Linked DNA regions of Mus musculus: region 1 is linked to region 2. The links are chromatin loops, found by intact Hi-C in ENCODE. Cell type or tissue: left cerebral cortex. All regions are shown on one strand.

Evidence for each region. Hi-C counts contacts between places; a loop is a spot of excess contacts. Peaks named below come from ENCODE experiments on the same cell type or tissue, not always from the same donor. Only the 100,000 strongest peaks of a DNase experiment are listed, where the experiment ranks them.
Region 1: it touches region 2 in a loop (5-fold over the local background); 4 of 42 quality-filtered maps call a loop at or near these places.

What each region holds. Positions count from the first base shown.
Region 1 is chr7:144,282,315-144,290,314 of GRCm38, reverse strand. It overlaps Shank2 (SH3 and multiple ankyrin repeat domains 2), which reads right to left. Exons shown (of 16, transcript NM_001113373.3): 6 at 5,178-5,260; 7 at 3,549-3,673. Among named protein-coding and RNA genes, the nearest start is that of Shank2, 110 kb to the right of the region's middle. In left cerebral cortex, CTCF peaks have their summits at 535 and 6,313; DNase peaks (open chromatin) are centred at 4,347, 5,322, 5,903, 6,483 and 5 more places; H3K4me3 peaks cover 5,433 bases; H3K27ac peaks cover 3,504 bases.
Region 2 is chr7:144,412,237-144,420,236 of GRCm38, reverse strand. All of the region lies in intron 15 of Shank2 (SH3 and multiple ankyrin repeat domains 2), which reads right to left. It overlaps Gm34621 (a long non-coding RNA gene), which reads left to right and starts at 726. Exons shown (of 4, transcript XR_003946689.1): 1 at 726-1,792; 2 at 1,910-2,014; 3 at 4,469-4,563; 4 at 4,946-5,171. In left cerebral cortex, CTCF peaks have their summits at 4,236 and 5,400; DNase peaks (open chromatin) are centred at 5,392, 5,783, 7,337, 7,454 and 5 more places; H3K27ac peaks cover 5,987 bases.

The DNA of each region.
Region 1 (8,000 bases), 130 kb after region 2:
TATGGCTTTCTTGGCTATTGGAATCCCCAGTCTCTCACCCAAGCTGCACAGAGAGCGCACTTTCCCAGCCACTCCATGTCCTCTGAAGACCTTTCTAGCTATTGTTACTGGGCCAGTTGTCAAGTCTCTTAATGAGGAAAACATAGAGACACAGTCACCAGTGTTCGAGCTCCGGGCTCTGTTTCTACAAACTCTAGCATCATGGACAGAAAACGCTTTAAAGCAGAAACAAAAACAACCCACTGCCTATACTAAGCACGCCCAGATGTTTCCCCTTGTCACGATTCCCTAAGCGATTTAGTCTAACAGCCATGGACAAAGCCTTTACTATATAGTGTAAGCATGGAGTGCTGCTCTCAAGTCTCAAAGGAGCTGAATGGGTTCTCCATCAGCACTGGGCCACTTTCTACAAGAAGCAAGAATATCTTTTAACCTTGGTACATCGGGGTCATGTAGCCACACTACTCTGACCAGTGTGTGGACATCAGAGTGACTGCAGTCAAATGCCCTCAAACATGGGGTGCACACATACACCCTCACTCAGAGCTGAGTTCTCATGCTGACCCCCGGGGGGCTTTTTTTCCTCATCCCTGACTTCAAGATAGCTTATCAAAGGGGCTGGCAAGAAGGCTCAATCGATAAGAACAGTTGTCACCAAACCTTAGAACCTGAGTTTGATTACTGGACCCTACTTGGTGAGCACTGTGGTGTGCATGTCTACATGCACACATGTATGCACACATACACGTACAAGTGTGCACTTGTGCATACAAAGACGAAGTAAGTAGTGAAAGACTTAAAAGGTTGACAGCGCTTTACTCAAATCTTAAGAGTGTTTTGGGAGTGAAGTGTAGTCACCAAGGAAGGAAAAAAACAACAGAGGGGAAAAAAAAAAAACGCTCTCCTTAACACTTTATCAGGAGAGAAAGAAACTTTAGATGGTAGACTAGAGAAAATCCCGTACAACAGGAAGCTCTTCATTATGGGTTCCAGCGCCAGGCACGATGACAATGTCAGGGCAATCTGACCGAGTTAAAGAAAGAGGGATGGAGCTTTGTGGATACTTGAGATGTTAAAAGTCAACCCCCACTTCTAAAGTGGCCCCTTGGTCCCGAAGTTCAAACCACAGCATGCAATTTTAGAAAGCAAATACGAAGTCTGATATACTTTGCAGGGTTTTTGTTTTTCAGGCAGTAGAGAAAAGGGTTGCCAAGGGGCACGGGGATGAGGACCACACGCTGGCACTTGAGGTAGCTTTGTCCATGGGTACCCATGCTTCGTGGAGTGCTGTAGGGGACAGCTTCAACCCACACATATTCATAAGGGAACACATAAAGCTTTTTAAAAACAATCCCTTCAAGGTGGAAAACCGTTCACTGAAAATACAGAGCAGTTGTCCCCTGGGAAGCACACGCCGATGTAAGGGCTTATAAATGATTTTAATATTCTGATGGCAAAAGCCAGCAGCCAAGGAAACAACTCATGGGAGGTACAGACTTAAATCTAAGCACCTAACATAGAGAAATCTTGAGTTTCACCTCAGGCAGCCTGGGAAGTAGAAGACAGGAGCCTGTTTGCCACCTCCGGGGGTCTGCATCCCACAGTCCCATCATCAGTATATGAATGTGACAATCAGCTTTGTGAGACGATGGCTCTGATGTGCTAAGTCCTTCCATAGCCCATGTACAAAATTACAGAACAACATATAGCCCTAACAGACCTTGGGGACCAAGTCAGACAAGCCTAGAATCCTGGAACTCAGAGGCCACTGGAACAAAATGCCTGTTCCCCAAAGACAGTTTAGTATATCAGAGGTTTAAAAAAAAAGTCAAAGGAAGTGCTACAAGGACAGAAAATTGTGGGGTGGTATGCAGGACATCCCCAGGAAAAGTGTCACCCCAAGGCATTTCCACTTCAGAGGCCCAGGCTTGTTTTATTGACTAGTTTATCATGGAAACAGTCAAGTGAGCTGAACATCAGGGGGTGTGCATCCATCTACAGCCCTCATTTATTATTGAAGCCCATCTCACGCTCCTGGAGCCCCCTTCTCTGCCATCACACGGCCACCCACACACCACTTATAGCCCCAGTCCCAGGCCACACCCCCTCTGTCTCTAGTGTCTCTCATACACAGGAAGAGGGTTTGCGTCACAACCGCATCCTACAGAAGATGATTCAACCCAGTCTGCAGTTCCAGGAGGTTACAAACCCCATGAACTCAAGGAGTTGCAGCCAGCTCCGGCTTCTCCATTCTGGAAGAGATTCTAACTGCTCTGACCCACAGAAACCTGAATTAGCTCGTGCCTCCCTCAGACCAGGCTCTGGGCTGTCAAGAGTAGTTTAAAGCATCTTTCAGCAATGGCAAGAGAGCCATATGTGACTCCTTTTTACCTGCTTCTTTCCCTAACAGATGTGTTCTCTTCTCCCTCTACTCCTGTCACCCTTACTAGTGTGAACGGACTCCAGAGATATACAAAACCATGATGGGCAGAGAAAAACTATTGTGGGCAGGTAACATATAACACGGAGCAAAGGCTTCATGTGCCATCTTACTGGGACAGGCTAGGGTATCCTCTCTTATTGAATGGATGTGCATTGAGGTCACCCAATTGGCTGGGTGAGATACACCTGTTTACTATCTCCACCTGTGTGTGATTTCTGACAAACTTGAGGCAAGACTCTGAGTGAACACTGGGAGACAAAAACCTACTGACCAGGCCCGTTTGGGTCTATCAGATCATAAAAGAGGCCATCTTTCCAACCTAGTGCATATTCGTTCAGTCACACTGCTTCCAAAGAGTAGCAAGCTGTCTCATATAGTGAGATCCAAAGTAACACCTAAACCCGCAAAGAGGCAGAATGCCCTGAAGCACCAGGATGCAACAACTTCCTCACTGGCACCAACATACAACCCGCAGGTGACGTTCACAGACACCAACACTTGCACACAAGAAGACTCCTCAAATGACCAAACATTATCCTGCTTTTGGGTTTGAATGAAAATTAGCTTTGAAAGCTTCTGCACACTGCAGTCTCCTCTCTGGGCCTACTCTAGCCCCTCCCAAGCCCCACCCCCGCCCCATGCTCTGTGGTCCTTAAAGACCAACAACCATGCAATGAACATAGACCAAACAACTCATAGCCACCCACAACACACGTCATGCTAGCCAACACCACACAAAGGCTTGGTGACTTGTCCTTAGGACACAACAGGAGTGGGCAAGGACTCCCCTCCTATTATTAGAGTCAGAGCTGAGCCACCCACAGATCTGCATGTGGCTCCAGCATCATGACAATGTCTCCATCTTCCTCTTGAAGACCACTGGCCAAGTTCCATGTATGCTTTCTCTTCCCAAAGAGCTACGAAAACACTTGAACATCAGGGACAGAGGAAAAGTATCCTCGGTGGGTAGGGTATGCTCGAGAGAATACAAGCCATGTGGCCTAAGTCATCCACCATCCGGATGCTGTGCTCAAAACCACAATCCTCTCTCACATGAGAGTCGGCGCTCTCCCCAAGTAGTGTGATACAAACACCTGTGCCCTACCTCAATCAAGAAGTCCCCGGTCCTTAGTCCGGCTTGCCATGCCACCCCACCTTCATCCACGGACTCCAGGTACTGCAGGGCTGGAAATGCTGGCGTGGGTGTGAATTCCTCAATGGGGGTATCGGCTAGGAAGACAAAGAAATACTGTGTTTGAGTCTGGGGGATGTTTTCCAAGTTGGTCATCCCACCTGCCCACGGGACTCTGGGAGGAAGAGGGTCACAGCATTCCCTATTGGGAGGCAGTGGTCCTGGCTGGCTTGTCCCAGAGAGGGGCTCCTTACTCACATGCACATTGGTACTAATGTAAGCTATGAAGCCAGGTGCATGCCAGTGTCCCCTCACGCCTCCTGGCCGCTCTGCCGAAACCATGGAATAAAGTGGTCTGCGGAACATGTCTATATGTCTGTCATTTTCTTTAAAAGTATCAATGACTAAACATTTTCAGTTCTAAAAATGGAAAAGTTCCTTCCCCAGCCACACAGAGCTAGGGAAAGACCATACCGAAACCGCCTGCCAGTTTCACAGCTATACAGACTTGCAACCCAGGGGATTCAACTTGGAACAGGGACAGAGAACAATGTTGACCCAGTGGGTGGCTGCTGATTTGGAATCTGCTCTGAACTCTCTCCAGGGGGGAACCTGGCTTTCTATGACCATCACATGACCACCATGCCTCTCAGCGGAGCAAGGCTGGGCTTCTGGGGCCCATGAGGCTGCTGAAGGACTCTCTTGGTCCTCCTGAGAGGCTGGGGGTGGGTGGGTGGGTGGGTGGGAAGGTGTGATGCCCAGATTGGGGGAGGGGAAGGCGCATCACACAGGCATGGACCTGTACCCTGGGGGTGGAGAAGACTCTGCTCTTCTCTTTTTGGATGGATTGCTGTGGGCGGTCAGAGCCCGTGGCAGGTGGGCAAGCTAGCCAGGGAAGGATGCCTCCTGCACAGGTAACTGCCACATGGCTGACCTCCACCTGCCTCAGGCAGACGCCTCTTCTAGAGCAAGCTGATGCCATTTTGCTGTAGTTTGGAAGGGAAGCCCCAGACTAGGGGCCAGCGTGGGGCACTGCTTTGAGATGTATCCCAGAGCCTCCCACTCCCAGGCCACAGGGTGTGGGGTGCTGCCAGCTTAGTTGACAGTAGAGGGGACCTTCTTTTCTCCTTGCCTTTGCAAAGTCACCTTAGAGGTGAGTTGGCAGACACCTGCCACCCTTAGAGCTGAAACCCATCCCCAGCACAGGCCAGCTTCCGGGTGCCTCAAACTTGGGCTGGGCCATTCTGAGTATCAGACACCAGGAGCTTTGAGAGTCAGCACTCTGTGACTAAACTGAAGCCCAAGCTGCAGGGTCTCCCCAGGATTGGGAGAAAGAGGTGGGGGGGGGAGGGAGGGAGAGCAGCTCATTTGGAGCAGTACTGTAGATGGAAAATTAAAAACATGCCTGCAGGAAGCCTAGATGTTTTCTGAGGAAGGCAGAATGTTAAAGAGCATCGTTGTCTAGCAACCAAGTGCCCCCAGGAAAATGCTTGTTTCATGCTTATTTCCAAGCTGGGGAAGGTTCTTCATACAAGCCTGTGTACAACACACACACATACACACACACACACACACTGTGGAAAGGGATCCCAGAACACTCACCTTTTGCCCCTCGGAGCACAAATCCAAAGCCCTCGTTGTCCTTCTTTTGCAGGACCACCGTCTTGTCCTCAATAATGCAGTCACTGTAGAGAGAATTCCGGGGATAGCGACCATTATTGTAACCGGTCATCATCACGGTGGCTGCTCCACCGCCGGGGACGCTCATCATCACAGCCAATTAATCACCCAGCTCAGATCCAGGCAGCATGGAGGAGCCTGGGCAGCAGCTCGGTGCAGGAGGAGCTGGGGGTGGGGGGGTAGCAGGATGGGCGAGCGGGGCACAGTGGGATGTGGAGGGGGGCGGCGGGCGCGGGAGCCAGCCAGGGGAAGGAGTCATGGATGCTGGAGGGGCTGCCCAGGCCGCTGGGGGAGCAGGGGGCCCAGCTCAAGGGACCCGGGGGCCGGCCAGGACACCGCCGCCCAGAGCAAAGAAAGTAAGTGGCCCGGGTGGTGGCGGCGGCGGCAGAGGCAGCAGCGTGGTGAAGGAGGTCCCCAGGCCTGTCTCGGCCAGACGCATCTTCCAGGGAAGCAGAAGAAATCAGCCGGAGGAATAACCAAGACAGCTGCTTTGCTATTTCTTGAAGGGGCTTAAAGAGGAGATCGGGTTCTCTCCGTTTGTTCTGTGCACGAGCCAGCAGCAGGCACTGGGGATGCAGAGACCTGTGCTTTGCAGCCAGCGCCCCCTCCCTCCCTCTCCCCCGTCCTAGGGAATGTAGTGTGCAGCAGGAGCCCCCACAGTCATCTGATGAGCCCACAGTGCGACCGGCGCGGCTGCCTGGGCGTCATCCCGCGCAGAGCAGAGGAGCCGCAGGCTGGGCTGGTGGCCGGCGGGAGGGGGAGCCGCCAGCTCTGTGTCTCTCCCCGCCATGGAGGCCAACGCTGAGGGGTGAGGGAGTGAGGGGCTCAGGCCATTTCAGTCCTACCAGAGCCAAGGAGGGCAGCGGCTCCCTCCTGAGGAAGATGCCTTGCTGAGGACAGCGAGGGCAGCAGCATCCCCACTGCAAGGAAGACCAAGAACCACCGGGCTCACCTCTTTGTATAGCATTTCCATTTTTAAAGGAAACAGACTAAAAAGCCCCAACTTTGCTGTTCCGGCCAAAGCTGCCTGTCACCAACATTAACAGAACTCTGACTGTCCACCTAGAGGTGCGCACAGGGGACACAGGATGAAAAGATGCTGCCTAATAAATTGAGAGCCACCAACTCTGGCCCTTGTCGGCCGTTTTTTGGTGGCTGCTCTGGGGCAGGAGACAGTGCTGTCTGTATCCCAGATTCAGCCATTGCCCCCGCCCCCCGGAAGTAAGTCAGAAGGCAGGAAGTCTGGGGGTTGAGGGCTGGAGAAGGAGGGAGAGGGCTTTCTTCTGTAGAGTCCCAGTAGGAGGACACAGGACATGGTGGGCAGAAATCACAACAGGAGTAGCTGAGCCCCAGACACTGAAGAAGAGGGCTGTGGATAGAACATGGGTTGGGAGTGAAGAACAGTGACGGCTCTGAGTCCCAGAGTGGTGCCAGTCAGTTCTCTAGGGCTTTGGGTCTACAGGAGGCATGGGACTTAGGTAGGGTCTGGCCTGCAGATAGCAGTCAACTAGAACAGGGCACCCTGGAGCTGTAGGAGCAGGAAAGCCCCTTCTAACCAGTCTAGCAGGCCTGGCCAACCTTTTGTCACTGTGACATTATGTTGACATTCTCAATTACAAAGTTCACACAATGAAGTTACAAGAAAAAAAAAATATGGCAAAACAATCTTACAATGTTTGAGTAAGTATAAAATTTTGGGTTGGCCCTATTCAAAGCTGCCTTGGGGTGCATGTGGCCAGTGGTCTGCTGGTTAGACACACCTGGAAACAGGTGAGGACAGAGTGGTGGCTTTTCAAGGTTCCCAATGGGCAAGCAAGACTGATAGTGTCGAGTTCACAGAAGTCACTCAACAGTTACCCATCACCGGGTTATCCTAATAATGTCCCAGGGAGAATCTGTGTTCTGGGAATTTGCTATGGGGGGAGGTAACAGAGGCTGGGCAGTGACATAATCTGCAAACACAGTGGTCTAGGTAGGATGACTAGTCACAGAAGTCTGAGAAGGTGGCTGAGAAGCTCACCTAAAACCTTGCTCTGTCTACTGACATATCCTGCCAGCCTCCTGGATCCTGCTATGTGAGACCCTTTCTACTCAGTTCTCAAAGCCCCCTGTGCCAGCAGATCCCACAGGGGTGATGAGAGCCTATGGGTGAGTCATTGGGCTGGCCTGTAGGAAGTGACAGACCCTTTGGTCCGCTGCGTCCCATATTGACAGGCTGTAAGGACAGCTCACAGTCACTTGGGGCTGCTGTGGTTGGATGCCATTATACCCATGATAGTGTGGTTTAGTGACAAGGCTCCAGGGAACCCCTTTCAAGTGTGGTCAGTAACTGGAGAGGCTCTGGCTAGCAGCCAGGACCTCCATCACATTAATGGTTCGAAGGAGAGCTAGGGTAGGGAGGGACTTGTTGCTGTGGATTCGGGCACTTTACAAGACACTGGGTGAAGCAAGTTTATGCCAGACCCTTCAATCTTTGAACTTTCGTGCCCACCCTAGGTATCTGGAATATAGACTCAGGTCCCTTATTGGACACCCTTTTCCTTTCTCCTCCAACTTTCACATAGGAAGCTACCTGTCTCAGCCCCAGTGCTCCCTCAGTGGTTAAACAGTAGAAATCCTGTGGCTTCTTTATGTCCCTTCTTAGCCACAAGGGTTTCTCTGAGACCTTGGTGCTCAGTCCAGCCCAGCCCAGCCCAGCCCAGCCCAGCCCAGCCCAGCCCAGCACCCCATTCTCTCTGTGTGCTT
Region 2 (8,000 bases):
CAGGGCCAGCCCTACTTCAGAATTGGGACGTAGGGTTGGAAGAGATTTTCCCTGGATGCTCAGGGCACAGAGGTTGCTAGTGTGTCCCAGGGTAAGTTCTGCAGGTGGCCTCTTCATAGGGAACCTTGCCTACCACTGACTGGAAGGTTTGACAGCAGGCTTCAGGGTATAGCAGTGCACTCCCTGCAGGCAGAGACTTGCTGGCAGGGTCGTCTGTCCCTATTACCATAGCAGACAGAAGGTCCTTTTCCCAGTGGTGTCCTTCCTGCTACATTTGGGTAAGTGAAGTCCTCAGAATAGGGAGAGACAGGTTCAACTCTCACAGAGCCTATCAGGCCTGCTGTAGGTGGGTGACTTGCACTGGGAGGAGGTCCTGAGTGACTAGGAAGTTCTTCTCACCCATCTATCTGGGGGTGGTCATTCTATGAAATGTGTTCTCTGACCATGTTAGTCAGGGCTGCTGAAGACTTTCTAGTCACACACCTAGGAAGGTGAAGCCTCTCTCTAAGCACTGCTTCCTGCTCTATTGCCAAACTGCAGACAACCACCAGGTTAAAGAAAGTAGGTGTGTCTCTTGACCTGGGCTCACCCACGTGAATGTAGACACACCACACACCTCTCATTTCTGGAAAGGTCCATCCTGCCATGGGCACAAGCTAGACTGAAATGGCTGAGAGTTTAGCCCCGCCTTCATGCCCTGCATAAAACTGGTAAGAACTGAGGGCTCCCCAGTCCACCTCATAACTGTCAGGGTGGGGATTCTGGGTGTGATGTCACAGGGCCTGCTTTGAGCTAAACTCCTTACTATGGTGTCAGTCCACTGAACTTTAGGGACCCCTTACTTAGTTCCCTTGCAGGGCACATACATACTAGCAGACTAGGACCTCCTCAGATCATAAGTGAGGGGAAAGAGTCTGAGGCAACATACAGTTGTCCCTGGACCTTCCACTGCCTCTTTCTCTTCCTGGGATGTTGTTTGTTTTCTTAGCCTGCTGTGTGTCTGGATGAAGCCATTAGCAGGTGACCTCTCTGTTCTATGGACTATTCCTACTAGGGCTAGCAATGATTACTTCAAATATTGGACATTGCAGGGGAGACCTGGACATTGCAGGTGTGAGTTCAGTGGACTAGGACTCTGCTGTGGGTGGGAGCACTGGACCTGCAGCAGTGGCTTCTGGGAACTGTAGGTACCTGTAAGTCCAAGAGTGCCCTCCCACCAAAGTTTGCTCAGAGAGCCTGTCCCTGCAGTGTGCGGGTCATCTTAACAGGACTGAGGCAGCTCATGAAGTTAAGGTCCTGAAGCCCATCTGGGCTTTGCAGCTTTCGGGGGAACTCTAAAGATTCAGCTTTAGTTAGTCATGGAGAGGTGGGCCAGGGACATGTTAAGGGTCTGCAGAACATGCTATGTCACCCAACGATTTCCTGGTTGTAGGGTAAGCCATTCCAGGTTCAGCCTGGATAAGCATTGAAGTTGCCCAGGGGCTCTTTGCAACTGGGGAGGGGGGCACATTTCTAGCATGTGATACTTCAGGATGGGGGAGGCAGGGGGTGTCCTACAGGAGCTCCTGAGTGCCAGTAAGGCAGTGAAGGATTGGGAGGGAGCTGTGAAGTTCTGTGCCCAGCACTGGCCTGACCCTTATTTTGGAGCCATGTGGTTGGCATGCCAGTCCCCTGAGGGCCAGCAGATACCCAGGCACTGCTCTGAAGGGTCTCTAAGCCAGCACCCTGGACTGGGCTGGCCTTCTGGTCAGGACGGATTCAGCCAGCAGGCAGCTGAATCTGGGAAGCAGAGGTAGGAGCAGAGACAGTGACACACGGGGGGGGGGGGGGGGGGGGACGGGACGGACACACAAATCTGGTCAGGCCGCCGCACTTACTTCTGCTCAGCATGACCCTCTTCTGCAAACAGCACCATGGGAGCAAATGGAAACGACACAGGGAACGGTTGAGACCACACTGCAGAACTGACTGGAAAGCAAGGAGAGGCAGCAGCCTCCTCACGGGTGGAAACATGGTAGGTTGAACCCTGGCTGAACAATGCACCTCAGAGCCCTCTTGGCAGGCAGCCCAGGGGGCTTGGGGCAGGCACTCATACGAGCAAGGGAACTACTCTTTGCCTTCTCTGGCGTGCCATGAGGCACTGCGGAAGAAAGAAAGGATCTCTGACAAGTGGCCCACAGCTATTTCCCTCACTTGGCTTTGACTTGGAAAGAATGAATCTTGTTCCCAGTGGACCCAGGCCAACCTGCCCAGGCTAGGGCTCTGTATCACGTTTACACCCCAACATGGTGACCAGCCTAGTGGCTAATGGCATGGATCTGGTCCGGCCACATGCTTGGGGCTTACCGGTACCCCACCCAGCATGACAACTGCTGAGTTAAGTTGGACTGGTCTGCCTGCCGGCTTTGCTCTGCACCTTCTGGGTAGCCTGCCTCCTTCCTGGTGAATCACACAGTGATGACTCACAGGATCCTCCCGTGTGCGCAGATCATTATGTTGCTAGGCAACGGCGGGGCTGCTGGGCGGCATATACAGAAGTCTGTTACCCTGATTTAGAATAGATACACACTCACAAACACCCGCCTCTGGGAGGATCATCTCTAGCCTGCTTTTAAAATCAAATTCATTTAAAAAATGTGAGAATTAAGAAACAAAACAAAACCAGCCCAAGAGCGAATCCAGCTGCTCACAGACGCTCTTCACCTGTCTTTCCTGGCAGGAGCTGATGAGCTGGGGAGATGGAAGGGCAACCAGACTCACACTGTGGTTACTCAGTTTGAACCTGAGCAGAGGTGTGGGCCAGAGGCTCCTCAGGGGCCAGCACTAATGCTAGGGTTCTGAGGCATGGACCCTCAGTCCCAGGCTCCCCTCTGTATGAGCCACTAAATTCTAAGCTATTTGTCTTCCCTCCTTCCTCCCCCCTCTCTCTCCTCTTTTTAGTGACTTGAGACAGAGTCTCACTGTAGCCCCAGGTTATTTTAGAACTTATCAAAATCCCCCTGCCTCAGCCTCCCTAGCGTTGGCATTACAGGTATAGAACCCCATTGGGCATCAGCCTGCTTTCTTATGAAGCTGCTCTGCCTATCTAGGCTTCCACAAATGGGGCACGGGAAGGAGAGCCAGGTCATGTGTTTGCCTGAGTCTCAGAAGTTGGGACCCCCTCAGCACTTCTGATCCTGGTGCCTTGCAGTCACCACAGGCTCAGAGAACTGTGAGGACTCTGCTCACTCCACGCCTCTCTCCAGAATGGGAACAGAATACATAACCACAGAAGGAATGGCTGTGGGACACTGCCTGCTTTCCTGCCGAGGAAGCTGTCTCAGGCTCAGCACACTTGTCTGGGTTCCCACCCTGCTCACAAGTTGCCAGGACAGGAAGGCACCTACTTTCAGGAAGAACTGTTTACCTGTGATAGGATCTTGTCAAAAGAGGGATGAGACCAAGAGAGAAGACTTGACGGGTCTAGAGAGACGGCTTAGTGGTTTAGAGCACTGGCTGCTTTTGTAGAGGACCCAGGTTCATTTCCCAGAACCCACACACATGGTTCAACCATCTGTAACTCCAGTTCCAGAGGATCCAGTGCCCTCTTCTGCCCCTGCAAGTGCTACCTGTAAATGGCGTACGTACACACACACACACACACACACACACACACACACACACACAAGCAAGCAAAACATCCACTGCACATACAAATAGATAAATATGTTCTAAAAAGGAGACCTGCCGTTTGTTTGGTGGTCAAAGGAAGAGACTCTGGCAGACTAGTCACCTTAATATGTGGATAGTGGCAGGAAGTGCCAGGCTGTCCCCAGCAGGGCTCACCTCACTACTGAGTGCTGCTCCCTGGCAGTGCCATCACCCTCCTGCTTTGCTTGGTGACTGAGGTACCAGAGCTGTGTGGCAGTGCAGAGAGCTTGAGACGTCATGAAACAGAAGCCCATGCTCTAGGACCAGGTGGTCACAGCAGTTTAACAATCGTATTGATTAATACTGGTGACCCAGCTGAGAGCCAGAGGACAATGGCCAGGGTCGGAGGACTGCCCTGGGAGGACAGCAGGGGTGGCAGGGATTGAGTGAAGCCCCATCAGCACCTGGAGCGCTGCCTGCCCAGGGACCTTGGGTGTCTGTACCTCCTCAGTACCACTGTTTCTTTCCTGTGTGCTTCAGAAAGGTGAAGGCCGAACTCTGCCCCTTGTGGACTCACCACAAAGTGCTGGCAGTAGAGTGTACACCACACCCTTGGAGAGGAGCCATGGGGACTCCCTGGAGCACTCCCTACCCTGTGCTCTAGGGGGAGATGAACGCAAGCTGAGGTTTTTCCAAGGATGCTGGAAGAGAACAGGTTTCATCCTGTTGAGTGATGTGATGGCTGGTCTCTGGTCACAGCCAGCTTGAGGAGTCAGTGCTTATAGACAGGCAGCCGGGTCTAGCTCTCCAGTGTCTCCAAGGTACCTCTTGTCTCTAGCAACAGAAACCACCTGTCTTCAGCACAGACCTTGAAAGCATCTTCCTCATGTGACACGCATCCCGGGAGTGTCAACAAACTGGAGTCCACTCCTGGTAAGCCATGATAAGTCTGTGCGTGGTTTTCATCCCTTGGATGCAATCCTGTGTCCCCACAGCCTGCCCACTCCCCTGCCTGGTGGGTTGACGCTGACTCCCCCCACGGGCATGGAGAGTCTGATCTGGCCTAGCCTCACATGCTCCACCCATCATGTCCTGGGCTCCATGCTTCTGGTTTCTGCATAACTGGTTCCGGTGTGAACTTTAGGTCACTGAAATACCCTTCCTCTGAGTGCCAGCTCCATCCTAGTTCTGCCCTTTTGGAGCCTGGTCTTCTCCGTGGTACTTGTTACATATAGTTCTGTTGTTTCGTTTTGGCCATTTCTCACCTCAAGAGCTGGCATTCCCCAAGGGAACACTGGCTATGCTTTCTTAACAGGGACGTGCTTCTCTTAAATGACAAATTCTGAGTGCCATATGGCGCCTGGTGTCCTGGGCCATCAACAAGCTGCCTGAGTGGATGACAATGACTACGTTTCCCAGCTGTGGAGGACTGTACTGCAGAATCCTCTGTGGTGATGTCCTCTTGTCTCTTCTTTCTTGGGCTTGGTACTGGGCTGTAGACAGTGGTAGCAGCTTAGTAAACTCCCTACCATGGCTCGTCATTGGCCCTATGCACTTTAACCAGGACACCTAAGTGCTCTGCTTAGATCCATGAAGCAGTAAAAATGTGTGTCAGGCCTGCTGCCTCCACTGTGGGCCAGATTCAGATGACAGGAGGCTCTGAAAGCCAAAAGCCCTGTCCAACTGAAGGACATGCCAAGGTTACCCATGAAATGTTTGCATATCCATGTTTGCATACGCCACACCCTCGGAGAGGAGCGGTGGGGACTCCCTGGAGCACTCCCTACCCTGTGCTCTAGGGGGAGATGAACGCAAGCTGAGGTTTTCCCAAGGATGCTGGAAGAGAACAGGTTTCAGCATCAGGCCTATAGCCAGAATTGCTCACGGCTTTGCACCATGGTCTTTCAGTGGCTCTGATATCATACACTAACATATACACAAATATATTGAAAGAGAGTTCCAGCTGACTTTTTCAATATATTTGTAGTTAAATATGTCTAAATTCCACACTGTCTTGATCTTGGGGTCAGTCTACTGGGTATACTAAACCCCGGGTATCCTAAAGTTAGATTGCTTACACCCCAGGAAGCAAATGCCAGGCCTTCTAACTCTCTGCTCTTCCTGGATCCTGTCCTGGTGCCAGCATAAGACGAGGTCTCTTGGAGCTGCCAAGTAGCAAAAGGCCCATTATTTCAATTTACAAGCACAGCAAAGCTCTTGCCCATGTGGTGGAACCACTGAGGAACACGCTGAGAGCCAGGCTTTCCTTGGTGAGCAGTCATGCTTGAGGAAACAGGGTCTCTCTGCCTTAATGTGTGTCACGTCAGAGAGCATGGCCAGCTTTCAGTTATCTCTTGAAACCTTCATTTTCTTTCTCTCCTTTTGATTCTGAACCTCATTTGGCCCAGGGTGGTCCACAACTTAACTTTTAGAAGCATTTACAAGTGGCATTAGCAAGATGCTCAGACTGAGTGAATCTCTAGTTGTCATCCTGGGCCTGGCAGTGAAGGCAACGGAGAGGTGTCTGAGCAATGTAGGCAAGAGGCCAGTGCACCAAGGCAAGAGGCAGAGCTCGGTCACCTGCATATCCCATACAGGATGCATGCATGGTTCTGTGAACGGCTACCCCAGCCTGTGGCCCTCTGTGTCTCGCAGTTGCTGCTGGCATCCCAGGACCCTAAGCCCATGCCCAACCCAGTGCAATCCTTAGATTTGAAAAGGAGGGTCAGAGGCCTGTGTTTCCTCTACTGCTTGAGGTCAACAACAGTCATCTCTCCCCTCATTAGCAGGGGAGTTCTAGGTCTAATGGCGGTTCCTTTCTTCCCAGGAGCTCAGTCTTGTAGATGGTCTTCAGTGGTGATCCCTTTTTCCGAAGCCAACCCCCAGCCTCAGCTTCTAGAACCTTCCCATACAGTCCCTTTGACTCTTTGCCTCAGATTTCTCTCTCTGCTGGTTGATGGCCACGTTGCTGGTACCTATGTGACAGAATGGCCAATGTTTGTTGGTCCTTTGTAGGCGTTGGCTAAAGTCCTTGCTCTGAGAGGTCTGCGCCAGGAATAGACTGGCTGGGTGGAGCCAGTTTTTGAGTGCTAGTGATGCTCTCTCTGAGCACCCAGCCCACATCTGGCACCTACCTGGAGTAGGGAAAGACAATAGTCCCAGCCCCCAGTGGAGGGTAAGTCTCCTTCCCTCTCCTGGGAGCCACCAGACATTGTCTAACCAGAAAAAGAAAGGCAGCAAGGGTCATCTGCTGCGATTCAGAATTCCCCTGCAACCCCCCCCCCCCCCCCCGCACCTTCCCAATGCCAGCGGCCACCTCAGCTTTTCTCCTGTTGAAGACTGGGCAGCTATTGTAACCTCACTTTTAGAGAGAGGCTGCAATACCTGCTCGGCCTCTCTGAAGAATGGACTTAACACACAGGATCATGCTGCCCAGTCGTGAGGGACGCCACCCCAAGGGCTTGCAAATATTACTTTCACAAGAGGCTGTGGCATAAAAGACTCTATAGAGGAAAAATATGAACCAAGCATATTCCAAGGTTGCTGTGAGACTCCTGGACATGTTTAAAATATGCAGGTGTGTGGTTACCCCACCTCCCACCCACCAGAGTGGAGGGTTTCTGCAGGCCCGCCCAAGCTAGCAGGGAGCCACGGGAGCTTGCTTCTGCACACCACCTGTAGCAGGTTTCCCATTACCAAGCGGTGGCATCCGCACACTTCTTTACAACAGCCGCCAATCAGTATTTCTCAAAGGAGTTAAGGAGCCGTCCAAGTCCTCCATTTACAACCACACCAAAAGGTAACAGGAAGAATTGTGGCTCACAGCCCAAACCTCAAGACTCAGATGCAGTGTGATGTCCCTGATTAATGGGCTCGGTTGTTTGAATCAGATGCCTGCCCAGCGGGAGAATAAAGAAAGACTTCATTAGTCAAACCGATGAAACCTGAGCTCAACTGTCAGCCAGAGAGGCTGAGCACTACACACACGGAAGCGGAAAGACAGCACGAGTGTACATCACACAAGGAACAAAAACAGAAAGGCCATGAGTGAGGGTGGGGCCTGCAAGGCTGCCGAGTACCATCCTGAAACCACACAGGGGGCTGTTCTAGAACCTTCTGTTTGGACTTAGGAAGAATGTGTTTATTCTACCCCCCCCCCCATCCCAATGAAGGTAGCTTGTTAAGCCCTACGTGAGGCTGGAAACGGCCCATCGGGCGCAGCTGGCAGTGATTTCTTTGTGACGTCTGCCCCTGGGTGGGGTGATGCAGCAGAGGGGCAGGTGTTCATCCAGAGCAATGACCCAGCTCCTTCCAAATCCTCAACCCCAAGGGGGATTAAGGGAGAGGGAATGGTACACCCATGTTCAGAC